Regions from separate parts of the Homo sapiens genome. Here region 2 is linked to region 1. A link is a loop called in an ENCODE intact Hi-C map of the cell type or tissue named here. Cell type or tissue: ascending aorta. All regions are shown on one strand. Each heading gives the region's core, and the rest is flanking DNA. Links, peaks and the distances in the headings are about the cores only.

Evidence for each region. Peaks named below come from ENCODE experiments on the same cell type or tissue, not always from the same donor. Only the 100,000 strongest peaks of a DNase experiment are listed, where the experiment ranks them.
Region 2: a loop joins it to region 1, with 4 times the contacts of the local background. A loop is called at or near these places in 6 of 110 quality-filtered maps.

Annotation. Positions count from the first base shown.
Region 1 is chr7:159,089,303-159,095,975 of GRCh38, reverse strand. All of the region lies in intron 4 of VIPR2 (vasoactive intestinal peptide receptor 2), which reads left to right. Among named protein-coding and RNA genes, the nearest start is that of VIPR2, 52 kb to the left of the region's middle. RefSeq lists an enhancer at 1-347. In ascending aorta, for the core only: no CTCF peak of the experiment used is centred there; DNase peaks (open chromatin) are centred at 2,275, 2,345, 3,185 and 3,665; H3K4me3 peaks cover 1,487 bases; H3K27ac peaks cover 2,500 bases.
Region 2 is chr7:159,008,909-159,015,581 of GRCh38, reverse strand. It overlaps LINC00689 (long intergenic non-protein coding RNA 689), which reads right to left. Exons shown (of 5, transcript NR_024394.1): 1 at 6,144-6,673. Among named protein-coding and RNA genes, the nearest start is that of LINC00689, 3.9 kb to the right of the region's middle. RefSeq lists enhancers at 1-272, 1,241-1,870. In ascending aorta, for the core only: no CTCF peak of the experiment used is centred there; a DNase peak (open chromatin) is centred at 2,691; H3K27ac peaks cover 2,500 bases.

The sequences.
Region 1 (6,673 bases), core at 1,800-4,299:
CCAGATCATACACCACACACCACACTGGCCCCTCCAGGACACACAGCACATGCTTCAGGACTCAGCATTTATGGTCCTCAGAAACAACTGTATTGAAGAAAGTGTGGAAACCCAAATTTCAGGGTTCTAGGGAGGTCTGTTAAAGACTTAAAAAAAAAAGAGAGAAGGAAGAGTTTTGAAGGGATTCACCTACTGCCTGTCAGGTCGGCACCAACTGTCATGTCGATGTGATTTGGAGCCTGGACAGGAGCAGGGGCTCGTGGAGACCACCGTGGGCTGGATAACGGCCAAGGGGGCAGAACAGCAGGGCCTTGAGTCTGGGGCTTCCGGTGACACTCCTGTTCTCCCTCTTAATAGTCCTTTTGCTCTATTTTCTGCTTTTTCAAAAATAAGAATATATTGGTTTTATATTTACAAAAATCAAATTTTAAGTACTAAAAAAACCACTTAAATTTATACGTGCTTTGCCTTTGAACCCCAGACTTTGTCAGTACAAAGAGGAAACTCAGTTGTCACATTCTCTCTGCTGTATCTTTCTTAGCAGCTGTTTTGAAGTTAGTTGCAAGAACAGGGCCAGGTTCCCCGACTGTGAGCCCTGTCACCGGCTGTGAGCATTTGCCCGGCCCTCACACTGGGTGTGTGCAGCACACAGTCACTTGCACACACGCCTTTTCACCCCTTAAATGTTAGGAATCCCCTAAAAGCAGGGCTGGTCTCTTAAATCTCTTCAGTAGTGTCATCAAATTTAGGAAATGTCCCATTTTCACTAATGCTGTCATATGATTTGCTGTCTCGGCTCCGATTTCATAGACTCCAGGCCAGGATAGTGCGCTGTGTGTGGTTGTGGTGGCTCCCCGGCTTTAATCTGGAACTCTCCCTAGCCCCTCTCCATCTTTGTGGCCGTGATGCCCTCAGAGACCTCAGCCCTCTCATTTCACGAAGTGGCTTTGCTGGGGTCTATCTGATGTCTCCTTGGGACTAGGTTCAGGAGATCTGCCAGGCACATGTTTTAAAGCAAAGTACAAATATTTGCTAGCAAAGCAAAGGCCCCCACTTCCTAGGTCAGTTGCCTTTTTTAATCCTAAACTCTGTGCATGAACTAGGTCTCAATGGGATAAAAAGCTCCAAATGTCTCTGTTTCTATACTTCAGAAATGTCATGTTTGGATTTTAAAAGAAAATAAGTTCTCCCTCTAACTTGGACATACCATAAAGGAAACACGTGGCTTAAAATAAGGTGTGTGGCACGGCATGGAGTCGCACTGATTACGGGCTGTCTGCCTCACAGCCGTGTACACGCAGGATCTTCGTCTTTAAAACGTCACCACCAGAGCCGGATGCCACCCTGCAAAGAAGCTGCAAAATCACACTGCAATTATCACCGCAGGCTCACTTGGGGTAACAGCAGTGCACACTCTTCTCTGGGAAACCAGCCCTTATTCAGAGGAGGAACAGGAGGCCACCCAAGGATGTCTCCGGTGCCTGTGCACGTGGCCACGACCTGGGCCTCCCAGCAGCTCTGGTTCCTGAGTGCCAGCCCTGGCTGACGGGTCAGGGGCTCCAAGGGCTCCTGAGGGCTGAGCTTAGCTAGTGGCTGATGTCAGAAGCAGCCATGGGCTCAACTTTCCTTGGGCCTTGGGCACTCTCTGGCCTGTGTCTAAATGATGTCCCCATTCCTCAGACAGCAAGATTTAAGGGGCAAGATTCCACGTGCTCATCAGAGACCCCGTGGCCTCTTCCTCTGCTGAGTCTGGAAGTGAAGCCACAGGTTTCACATCCCAGATGGCAGAGGCGAGGCCCTGGCTCCCATGGGGATGGAGCAGAGGGGAGGAGCCTCCCCTGTGGAGAATGAGACCAGGGCTGCAGTGAGAGACCATCCCCTCCTCTGCATCTCTCCTCTTGGGGCCTCTTAAATGATTTGGAAATCATTCCCCTAAAAATTGAGCCTTTCCTTGAGAGGTCAAGGCAGACTTTCCCATCACAGATGTGAGCCTGTTCCCCATCCTACCCTTCAGCTTCCTGCTCCCTTTCCATCACGCAGACATGACCACCAGCCCTGAAAGAGGGAGTCACGAGGGGCGCCCGTCAGCACTGGGCATGGGGTGGCCGCTGTCCAGGAGACTCAGGGACACTGCGGGGCCTCTCCCATGTCCGGACCCAGGGACGCTGCAGGGCCTCTCCCCTGTCCGGACCCAGGGACGCTGCGGGGTCTCCCATCTCCGGACCCAGGGACGCTGCGGGGTCTCCCATGTCCGGACCCAGGGACGCTGCGGGGTCTCCCATCTCCGAACCCAGGGACGCTGTGGGGTCTTCCATGTCTGGACCCAGGGACGCTGTGGGCACCTGCTTGTTGTGGGTGGAACAGCTCCTCGCTCCCATCTCGGATCCTGAGCCCAGCGCTGCTCTGCACTGACAGACTCCAGGGGAGTTTTCAGCCCAGGGAAGTGGTTATTTTTGTGAGAAATAAGACTATTTTTAAAAATCTCCCCTGAGTGAGTTGGAGAGGCTCCTCACTTCCGGCAGTGAGAGTGAGCTCCAGCCACACCCGCCAGCACCCTCGAAAGTAAGCGTGGAGCCGCGGTGCCTGCCCTGACTTCTACTAAAGGACGCTTCTTAAAACACGGTTGGTCTGAGTTTCCCATTTCCCTGAAGGATGACCTCTGAGAAGATGGACGAGACCAGCCTCCTGTGTTGACGTTTTCAGTCTCAACCTAAGGAAAAGTAAATGAGCACACAAAGTTCTCAAAGTCTACAGTGTTTTTAAAAATATAATGACGTTTACCTCTCACCTTCCTCCAGTAACTGCCAGTGTCTTGAGGAAATGTCTTCTGCCCCCACCAGCCCCCGCAGGACCACATCTCTCAGCTTGGGAGCAGCATCTCCGCTGCTAGACGGGTTCTCTGAGTGGACGGCACCAGTGCAGAAGTGGATGGCTTGTTCCACCTGCCTTGACTCCCCCAGGTCACCCACTCTCCCCGGAGAGGCTGCACACTCACATGCGTGTGTGGGTAACAACAGTCACAGCCTTGTTCCCAAGGCCTGAGTCTTGAGAGCAGAAGGGAGGCTGCTCTTGCTGGCAGCTCCACGCTGCTGCCCAGCACCAGGCCCATGAGACACCCAAGGCCCAGAACTCTGAGACACGGAGCCACAGTCCTTCCAAGCAGAAAGCCACGTTGCAAACACCGACCACCTCCCTCTGGCAGACACACAAATCTCTGAGAACAGCCGAACCCGGGAGGCGGAGCTTGCAGCGAGCCAAGATTGCACCACTGCACTCCAGCCTGGGCAACACAGCGAGACTCAGTCTCAAAAAAAAAAAAAAAAAAGAAAAGAAAAGAAAACAGCCTCCTGCCAAAAAGCATCCCGAAATTGCCCATGGAAGGAGGTTATTTTGGTGATCTGGTTCAAGTTATTTTGATGCCAGAGGCTGTACAATTTGGAATGAGTCAAGACTCTTCAGTTTAAAATGGGAAAGGAAATGAATATTTGAAGATAAATATCTCAAAGGGCAGTGCCAGACCAGAACCCAGAACCCCTCCTCACCCTGTCATCTTGAGGAGAAAATCCCAGAGGAGAGGATAAATGGGGTACTCAGGTCGCTGTCCCCTCCTCCTGACCTCAGATTAGAACATGGTGGCTGGGCCCATCTGGAGGGGACAGGGTAAGACCCGCTCCTGTCACACCTGGTGCTCTCGGCTTCATGAGTGTCAGATTCGCCAATTTCGCTCTGGGCCCCAGCCGTCCATTGCTGTGTCCTTTTGCTTAAAACAGGCTCAGCCTGCAGAGTCCACAGCTCAGGCGGAGGTGGGCAGTCTGTGCAGGTGGGAAGCCCTCACGTCAGCCTCTGACTCTGTCTTCACAGGAAAGCCCTGGGAGGTTCTCACCTCCGTTTTCTGAGGGACTAACCGCTGCCCAGGAGTTCAGCGGCATAATCTTGGCTCACTGCAACCTCCGCCTCCCAGGTTCAAGCGATTCTCGTGCCTCAGCCTCCAGAGTAGCTGGGACTACAGACGTGCGCCACCAGCCTGGCCAATTTTTGTATTTTTAGTAGAGACTCCTGGCCTCAGGCGATCTGCCCGCCTCAGCCTCCCAAAGTGTTGGGATTACAGGCATGAGCCCCTGCCCCTGGCCCAGGTGGCTTTTCTAACTGCGGTTGCTCAGGCCCGTGGAAGGAGGACAGGTCCAGGCCCAGCTGACTAGGAAGCAGCCTTCAGGGCCAGGCAGGCTCCCAGCCGCAGCTCTGAGTATTCCAGCCTCCTCCTGTGGCACCGACCAGTGCTCGCGTCCCGGGAACCACAGGAGGAGGCCAGGCAGGTCTCATGGCCCCTCGTTCCCCCACTGCTATTGCTGATGGGGGAACCGGACTGTGTGAGGAGTGACGTGCAGGGCGGGGCTTTCCCTGGGCCCCCTGCGAGGCAGGCATGTGCAAAGCAGGCAAGGAGGGCTGCAGTTGTGGGATTACACAACCTTTCACATCCCTTCCGTTATAAAAATTCCTTTCATCATCATATCACACCAAATAGCATAAATTATTGAGCGTTCACAGAGCACCTGGCACCATGCTGAACTCTGCATGGACTAGCTCATTCAGTCCCCCAGCCATCCATGGGATAAGGCGCTGCATGACCACACTTTACCATACAGGGACACGGCTCAGAAGGGGCAGCCGCAGACTCATCCATGAGCAGGGGATTCCCACGAGCAGTCGAGACATCAGCGCTTATCTTCTGCTTCATGCGCAAAGCCCTCTATTAACCTCACTTGTGTTGCTCCAGTTCCGTAAACCACAATTCGATGCTTCTACGGAGCTCCTGGGGCAAAGTAGGTTCCCAAGGAATCCAGGCTTTACCGGTTTGGTAAAATGGTCACAGGAAGTGGCCTCTGTGTGTGATCACAGCGTGTCTGTGCTGAGGTCACCAGAGATTGTGATGGTCACAAGAGGTGGCCCCTGTGCGTGGTCCCAGCGTGTCTGTGCTGAGGTCACCGGGGATTGCAATGGTCGCAGGAGGTGGCCCCTGTGCGTGATCCCAGCGTGTCTGTGCTGAGGTCACCGGGGATTGTGATAGTCACAATAGGTGGCCCCTGTGCGTGATCCCAGTGTGTCTCTGCTGAGGTCACCGGGGATTGTGATGGTCACAAGAGGTGGCCCCTGTGCGTGGGTCCCAGCGTGTCTGTGCCGAGGTCACTGGGGATTGCAGTGGTCGCAGGAGGTGGCCCCTGTGCGTGGTCCCAGCATGTCTGTGCTGAGGTCACTGGGGATTGTGATAGTCACAAGAGGTGGCCCCTGTGCGTGATCCCAGTGTGTCTCTGCTGAGGGCACTGGGGATTGTGATGGTCATAAGAGGTGGCCTCTGTGTGTGGTCCCAGCGTGTCTGTGCTGAGGTCACCGGGGATTGTGATGGTCACAAGAGGTGGCCCCTGTGCGTGGTCCCAGCGTGTCTGTGCTGAGGTCACCGGGGATTGCAATGGTCGCAGGAGGTGGCCCCTGTGCGTGATCCCAGCGTGTCTGTGCTGAGGTCACCGGGGATTGTGATAGTCACAATAGGTGGCCCCTGTGCGTGATCCCAGTGTGTCTCTGCTGAGGTCACCGGGGATTGTGATGGTCACAAGAGGTGGCCCCTGTGCGTGGGTCCCAGCGTGTCTGTGCCGAGGTCACTGGGGATTGCAGTGGTCGCAGGAGGTGGCCCCTGTGCGTGGTCCCAGCATGTCTGTGCTGAGGTCACTGGGGATTGTGATAGTCACAAGAGGTGGCCCCTGTGCGTGATCCCAGTGTGTCTCTGCTGAGGGCACTGGGGATTGTGATGGTCATAAGAGGTGGCCCCTGTGTGTGGTCCCAGCGTGTCTGTGCTGAGGTCACCGGGGATTGTGATGGTCACAAGAGGTGGCCCCTGTGTGTGGTCCCAGCGTGTCTGTGCTGAGGTCACCGGGGATTGTGATGGTCACAAGAGGTGGCCCCTGTGCGTGATCCCAGCATGTCTGTGCTAAGTGTCTCCTTTGGTGCCTGCCTTGCTTTTGATTTGCCATCCCCTTTCATCCACAGTAATTTTTTAAGTCCTGATTTGCTCTTCTTTTCTCTCCACGTGTAACTTCTCCCTTCCCCACAGTGATCCTTGCTAATCACAGCATCTTCTAGATGTGGAATGCCTTGTTCTCACAGAAATGCTGCCTCCTCCTGCCATCCTGTATGCAGTGTACAGCCAGTGAGGTATTAGTTGTTAGGGTCCCGTGCACTTTTTGTGACATTGGGACAGGTTTTTGCTGTTGTTGTTGTTGTTGTTTTACAAGTGGAGAAACCTGAGTTGTAAAGCATGTAAAGACTTGTCTCAGGTTTCCTTGCTGACAGAAATCACTAATATGTATTGAACATCTAGCATGTGCTAATAATATTAGTTATAATGATAATAATAGTTGTTGTTAAGGGCTTACTGTGCTCTAAGCACTTTACATGAAATTCTAAATTTAATGCGCAACACTGCCAGACAAGAACTATTCCCATTCCACAGATGAGGAGCCGAGGCCTGAGGCTATTCCCATTCCACAGATGAGGAGCCGAGGCCTGAGGCTATTCCCATTCCACAGATGAGGAGCCGAGGCCTGAGGCTATTCCCATTCCACAGATGAGGAGCCGAGGCCTGAGGCTATTCCCATTCCACAGATGAGGAGCCGAGGCCTGA
Region 2 (6,673 bases), core at 1,469-3,968, 80 kb after region 1:
GTGCCTGCGTCAGAGCCCAGGTTCCCCGCTCTGCCCCCACCAGCTACTGCCCTTGGGCCTGGCACTCTCCCCAGGAACGCCTGTGAACAGCACTGTCAGCTCATCTCCCTGGGCTTCTAGTCAGAAAGGCTGGTGTGCAGAGGCTCACAGGCCACCTGTGCTATTTAAACATCGCAGTCAACTCCCCTTTGCCTGTTCCTATAGAAAACAAGGTCTAACAGTCATCTCCTTCCTCTAAAATAAGCAAAGTGACATTGCAGACCGTGTATACTACCTATTCTGTGTATGCGCACGTGAGCATGGCTGGTCACCGAGGCACAAAGCGTTTAAGAAGGCCCTGCTCAGGCCCAGCTCATACTTGGGTCAGAGCTGGGGACCCTTTCATAGCAGCCCCCTGCCAGGAAGTGCCAGCCAACTAGTGGCCAGATTTCTGAGTCTCACAGACATAAAAAGTCTGAAAGGGTTGCCTGTTGTTTCATTTTGGCCAGTAAAGTCTCAAAATAGGAATGGCCAGCTTTTATCAACAATATTTCAAAAGGATTTTTTTTTAAAGGACTCTCTGTTGAAAACATTTCTGTTTAGAGCTGGAGAGTCTCTTGTCTAGAATTATCTCATCCCCTGAGAATAAGAAGCAGCATCTGGCGGAAACCCCAGACCCCGCCAAGAGTCTGCCGTGCCCACCACAGTCGTGGCACAGCGTGTGCACCAAGGGCCTGCCAGGCCCACCGCAGGCATGGCACGGCATGTGCACTTTTTTCCAGGTGCCTGAAGCCCTCTGAGCACACGAGAGGGACAAGGCTGTCAACTCTGGGCCACACTCAATCAGCTCACCCTCCCACAGCCCACGTACAGGGAGCTGGCCCAGTTTGGGTGGCCAGACCTGTCTCATCTCTGGATCCACCCTGGCCCCGGTCAATTATGTTCTAGAGTGTGGGGGCATTCATGGATTTATAGATGTGTAGAAATGATCAGTTCTGACCCCGAGCCTCCGTTCACACAAACCCCCAAGCGCAAAGCTCCCGGCAGAAGTGCGACAGGGGCTCTCCAGGCCCACAGCCGCCTTTGTGTCCACACATGACATCACTTCACTGTGGGTGTCCTGAGGAACACAGCGTCCTTGGAGGGTTCCCTGAGGTTGGCGTGACCACAAAGGACAGCTTACTAGCAAGGAGCTGCCCTCACCCCCAGAAACGGTCACAATAACTCACAAATTATAAACACCTGAAAATCCACCAGATCAGCCGTTCCAGAGCCCAGCATTAGGAGGATTTGGCTGGGAGAAAGCATGGAGGCTGTCATGGCTGGCATGGGAGGGGGCGCCGGGGACACAGGCCAGGGAGAAGTCCCGTCCCCAAGGCTGCCTCCCACACGGGCGAAGCCAGCACCTGCCCATGCCCTCTGGCCTCTACAGCCTTGCAGGGCCACAGAAGGGCCCAGCTGCTCACCTCCACAGCTCCTCCTTCCCAAGATACTTCCCACATATGATGTGACTCTGACCTCGGTCTCCCAAGGAGTCCCATGCATTCATCTGAGCAGGGCATGGGGAGGCAGCTGGCCGTGCTGAGCAGGAGGGTGTGTGGTGCCAGGGCCCAGGACAGGTCCGAGGTCTGCAGTGCCTGGGCAGGGCCTGAACAGAACATCTCCTATGGCCACTGCATGTCCGCCTCCCCCCACACCAGGTTTGCCCACTGAGGCCAGTGCCCTGGACACCAGCCAAGGGCCCTGCCATGCCCATGACTTGTGCAGACCCAAAAGAGGGACAAGGCCGAGATGATTTAATGGCCCAGGGGAGCCTGGAGACCTCATCTCCAGAAATTTTACCATAATGTTGCTTGAAAAATGCCAAAATAATACGTTTTAAGTCATTTCAAATCAGAACATAAAAAGCAAATGCAAAGATACAGAAGTGCACAAGCCCCTTTGACCCCAATGCGACCTCGACCCCAACCCCGACCTTGACCCTGACCCCAACCTTGACCCCCCGACCCAACCTCAACCCTGACCCTGACCCAACCCGACCCAATCCCCATCTTGACCCTGACCCCAACCTTGACCCCCAACCCGACCTCAACCTCAACCCTGACCCCAACCCAACCCAGACCCCATCCCAACCTTGACCCTGACCCCAACCTTGACTCCCAACCCGACCTCAACCTCAACCCTGACCCCAACCTGACCCCAACCCAATCCTGACCTTGACCCTGACCCCAAACTTGACCCCAACCCAACCTCAACCTCAACCCTGACTCCAACCCGACCCGACCCAGACCCAACCCCGACCTGACCTCAACCGTGACCCCAACCCTGACCCCGACCCCGACCTCGACCTCAATCCCAATCTGACCCTGACCCCAGCCCCGACCCTGACCTCGTCCCTGACCCGGGGAAGGGTGAGGCCGTTGCCCTCCTCCCAGCAGAGCCTGGGGCCCCCAACGGCAGCATCCTCCAAATGCTCCTGGGGATTAGGCAGGTCCTGCCATCATGAGGATTTGCTAAAACCCAGCCAGTGCCTTTCAGAAGCAGCCTCACAGAAACTGCAGGAAAGAGCCCATTCCTCGCCTTCTGCCATGAGCCCTCTGTGGTTTTAAGCATGGGAGAATTTGGAGAACAATGGTGAAAGGGAGTTACGTGGGGCTATGTTCTCTAAAGAAGTCCCTGGCTGCTGCCACCTTGCACTTGTGACCGATGCTGGGGCCAACAGGAAATGCCAGTGCCTGGAGCCCCAGCGGGGCCGGGCGCTCATCCAGACGTGCTGCAGATGAACTTGGCCCTTCCTCATTAAACTTCACTGTGTGGAACATAAACCTCGTGAATTTTGATTCTCTACTAATTTGGAAATGGGTACTACATAGACGGGCTTGGCTGAAGTTTGTCTTTGAGTTAAAGAAAAGTTTGTTTAAAAAATAAGCAGCATCAATAAAACTGCAAGAGTAAACCTCTTAACAATATCACTTGTGGAGGATAAGGCTAATATTTACTTTAAGATCTGACCATTTTGCTGAGTAACAGCTGTGTTCCAGGGATAAAATGTGGCCTGTGGTATGGTCTAGTGTGTGTCACTGGTACTGACGGAGTTCTGACAAGACTTGTCAGATGTAACTTATGTGACCTGCTAATCAGAAATCTTTTCGATATCATATTGAGGATATGCCCCAAGAATCACATTAATGGATCAATTTGAATTTCCACATGAGACCGAATGTAATGGAAGCACATTACCTAAGAAACTGTAAACGCAGACTTCCCTTTATTTTGCACTAGACTCCTTTCTAAGTAGTAGCAATGGTGATGTTTTTCATGCAAGCAAACACACCACAGCTTGCTGATAGTAATGAACAATGGGCATAATTTCCAGAGCCAGAGGCGCTCCCAACACATACATATAAATCTTAACTTAATTATGATACTAAAGAAAGTGAATTACAAAAGAGATAGCTAGAGATGTTTTTGAAGATGTTTCTTATTTTAACCAAGCTTGAGTTTCTTGGGGCAGAGAAAGAGATTGACGATGCTCAGAGATCTTGCTCATTGTGACAAATCAGGGACGCTGGACACAGGCAGCGCGTTCTGGCCACTATCCTTTCAAAACAGAGCTTCAAGAACAACCTTCTGCATTACAGATCCTCTGCCTCTTATCTTTGACTGAATACCAGATCTCATAGGGGACACAAGACAATTTTAAAAAGGAGCCATGTTCTAAACCATTTCACAGGCAGCTTCCTCCTTTGAAGACTCTGCATTTGACTTCCTGACACTGCATCTGCCCGGTCTCTAACAGCTTTTGTGTCACTCACATTGTGTTCTCCTCCACTAAGGAGTCTTCTCCTGGCTCAGGAGCTGTGTGGGCAAAGGTGGTGCACTGTGGGTGCTGAGCGCCTCCTCTCCTGCATTGTTCTTGCCCTGGGGGTGGTCGACCACTTTCCTCCCAGGCCATGCAGGGTTAATCCTCATCTCCTTCCCCTGCTCTGTGGTCCTGGCTCTTCCCGCCTCTGTGCCCAGCCAGCAGCACTGACCAGCAGCCTCTGCATCTGCCCTGTTGGGATTGATCGCCCTGACCTGGCTGTGGGCCTCTAAGCACATTCCAAAGGCCTAGGCCGTTCCTTCCTCCTCCTCCTGCAGAGCTGCCAAGCAAGCCTCACAGCAAACCCCTGTCCACTTCCTAAACACGCATTTGTAACAACAGACACTCTTGGGTCCCACCTCTCTTTGATGTGACCTTTTACATCCCTGCGGCCACCTTGTGATTTCTCCTGTGTCTTGACTGAGCTGATGCCCGTCTTTCACAGCCTGTGTGCAATTCTATCTCCTAAATACGTAACCCCTTCTCTGCCTCTTCCACACAGTGCCCTCCACACCCAGAATGCCCTCCTACGCCTCCCCTGCATTTCAGCCAACGCTCCTCTCCTCAAGGAAGCTTTTCCTAACCACCAACTGTGAACATTCCAGTCATCTGGGCTCGGCAGAGGTCTGCTTATGCATCCCTTTCCTGATTTGCCTCTCGCTGCGGTCAAACTGACAACCTCCACTCATCTTTTGCTCTTTTTGTGGGACTAGGTTATTAGACCTTCATGTGGGACCTGGGCCAGGAGTGCTGAGTGTTCAGGGAGAAAGCTTTCCAGCCACAGAAGTCCGTCTTGTTGGGCAGATATGGGAAAAGTTAAATACCAAGTCAAGAAATAAGCAGTATTTTTGTCATCTTTGCTGACACACAGATTGTCTTATTCATTTAATATTTTTTATTCCTGTGCATTAGGCACAGTCCTGGGTGTGGGAGAAACAACAGGAACCCAACCAGACAACGGTCCCACTCTCTGTAGTGGGTGGTAAGAGACATAATTGAGTGTGAGACACGGTCACGCGCCAAGGAAAACAAGAGGACCCAGGGAAGAGACGTGGGTGTTGGGGGCGCAACTACAGGCATGGCGTCAGGGCTGGGGGTTGGGGGCCAGTGGAGGGGGAAGGGGCCAAAAGCGTGGCAGGCGGGTGCAGGCATCTAGGGCCACAGCCTCCACTCCCCACTGTGCGGTGCAGGGCAGGGGTGTGAAGTGACCTGGCTCGTGGCACTCATCATCCCAGTGCTGTCCTGAGGACGGGGAAGAGCTGAAGCAGGCAGTCGGGTGCAACCCCAATAATCCAGTGAGAAACTGTGGCATTGGTAGTGGGCGCAGCGAGATTTGATCAGAGTTTGGATGTAAAAGTGACCTAAGACTTTGTTAATTAAAGTTTTCATGTAGAGTACAGATAACACAGTTGTAAATTTGGAGGACAGGAATCACTGAGCTGGTGGATAAGACAGCCTCATGGTAAGAAGCAAAGGAGAAGTCAGTCTCCGAGAAGGCGTAAGTGCAGTCAGGCGAGGGAAGCAGGAGGCCTCCCGGGAACCTGGCTGGCTCACTGTCCCAAACATGTTAGCTTCGTGCTGTGAGGACGCTTGCAACAACCACATCAGCGGGCATCCACAATGGTGTGGGATAGGAACCCCACTCTCGCAAATGGGGGGCATCCGCAACAGTGTGGGATAGGAACCCCGCTCCCGCAAAGCGGGGGCATCCGCCATGGTGTGGGATAGGAACCCCGCTCCCGCAAAGGATAATTCACGGAACTGGGGAAGTTTCGACAGGAAAGAAAAGATCTTCCTGTGTTTTCAGGAGAGAGAATGAGAAGCAGCCCATATTAACTATTCAAGTATGTTGAAAAGTTGTTACTAGGAAAAGATTATTATTGTCCTTGTCCTGTAACCAGAGGAAGAATTAGGACCTGTGGATACAAACCGCAGGGAGAGAGGTTTCAGTGTGGAAAATAGAAGCTGTTTCTTGCAATTAGAGCTGAACAAAAATAAATGGGCTGCTCAAGAAGAAGTGAGCTCTCCATCATTGGAGGTGCCAAAACTAGGTGGCAGAGGCAGGTGCAATGCTGCATTAGCCCAGAAGGCCAAGCATCCACGTATCACACGGAAGACCCAGATCATCTCAAGAATTCATCCTGTCCATGATTTCGTAAAACAGGGTCATCTCAACCCCACTGCCAATTCATGTGACCCATCCACTTGGTGGCACCTCTGTAACCACCCAAGTCTTCACACAGAGCCCTTGATATTGTGAGCCTACAGCTTAAGAAAACGGATACAGGTATAATATAATTACCTTTTCTGTTGTTTTTTCCTCAGATATGATGGGGTCAAGGAAATGGCAAGTTCCTATGGTCAGCCCTTCTTCTGGTAGGATTTTTCCTCCACTAGGATGGGTCTGAATCGGGGATGAAAGCGACTTCGCTTCTGAAAATCCAGAGCCTTTTTAAAGTAAGCCTTCATAAGGAAAACTGCGATTGTCCAGTCGATGGTTTGTTAACACACAGACCCCAGGAGACTGACCACCAGGCTGGGAAGTGTAACGGCAATGATTGAGGGCGTCAGACGTCCTCTGCCACCAGGTAGGGTGAGGTCCTCACAAGATGGAAGCCAAGTTGTCAGCTTAACAGAAGGAAAGACGCCCTCCATCTTCCACCATTAAGGTCTCCAGCGTTCACCTTCTTGGCAGGAAATAATCATTGAAAGTTATTTCTGAAATGTTGGTTTGACATTTAAAGTAGTAACTGGCATCTTCTGAAATATATTTCTGGTCTTTTGGGACTTCATCATTTTCCTGTGAAGCTTGACCTTTCAAATCCAGTGAAC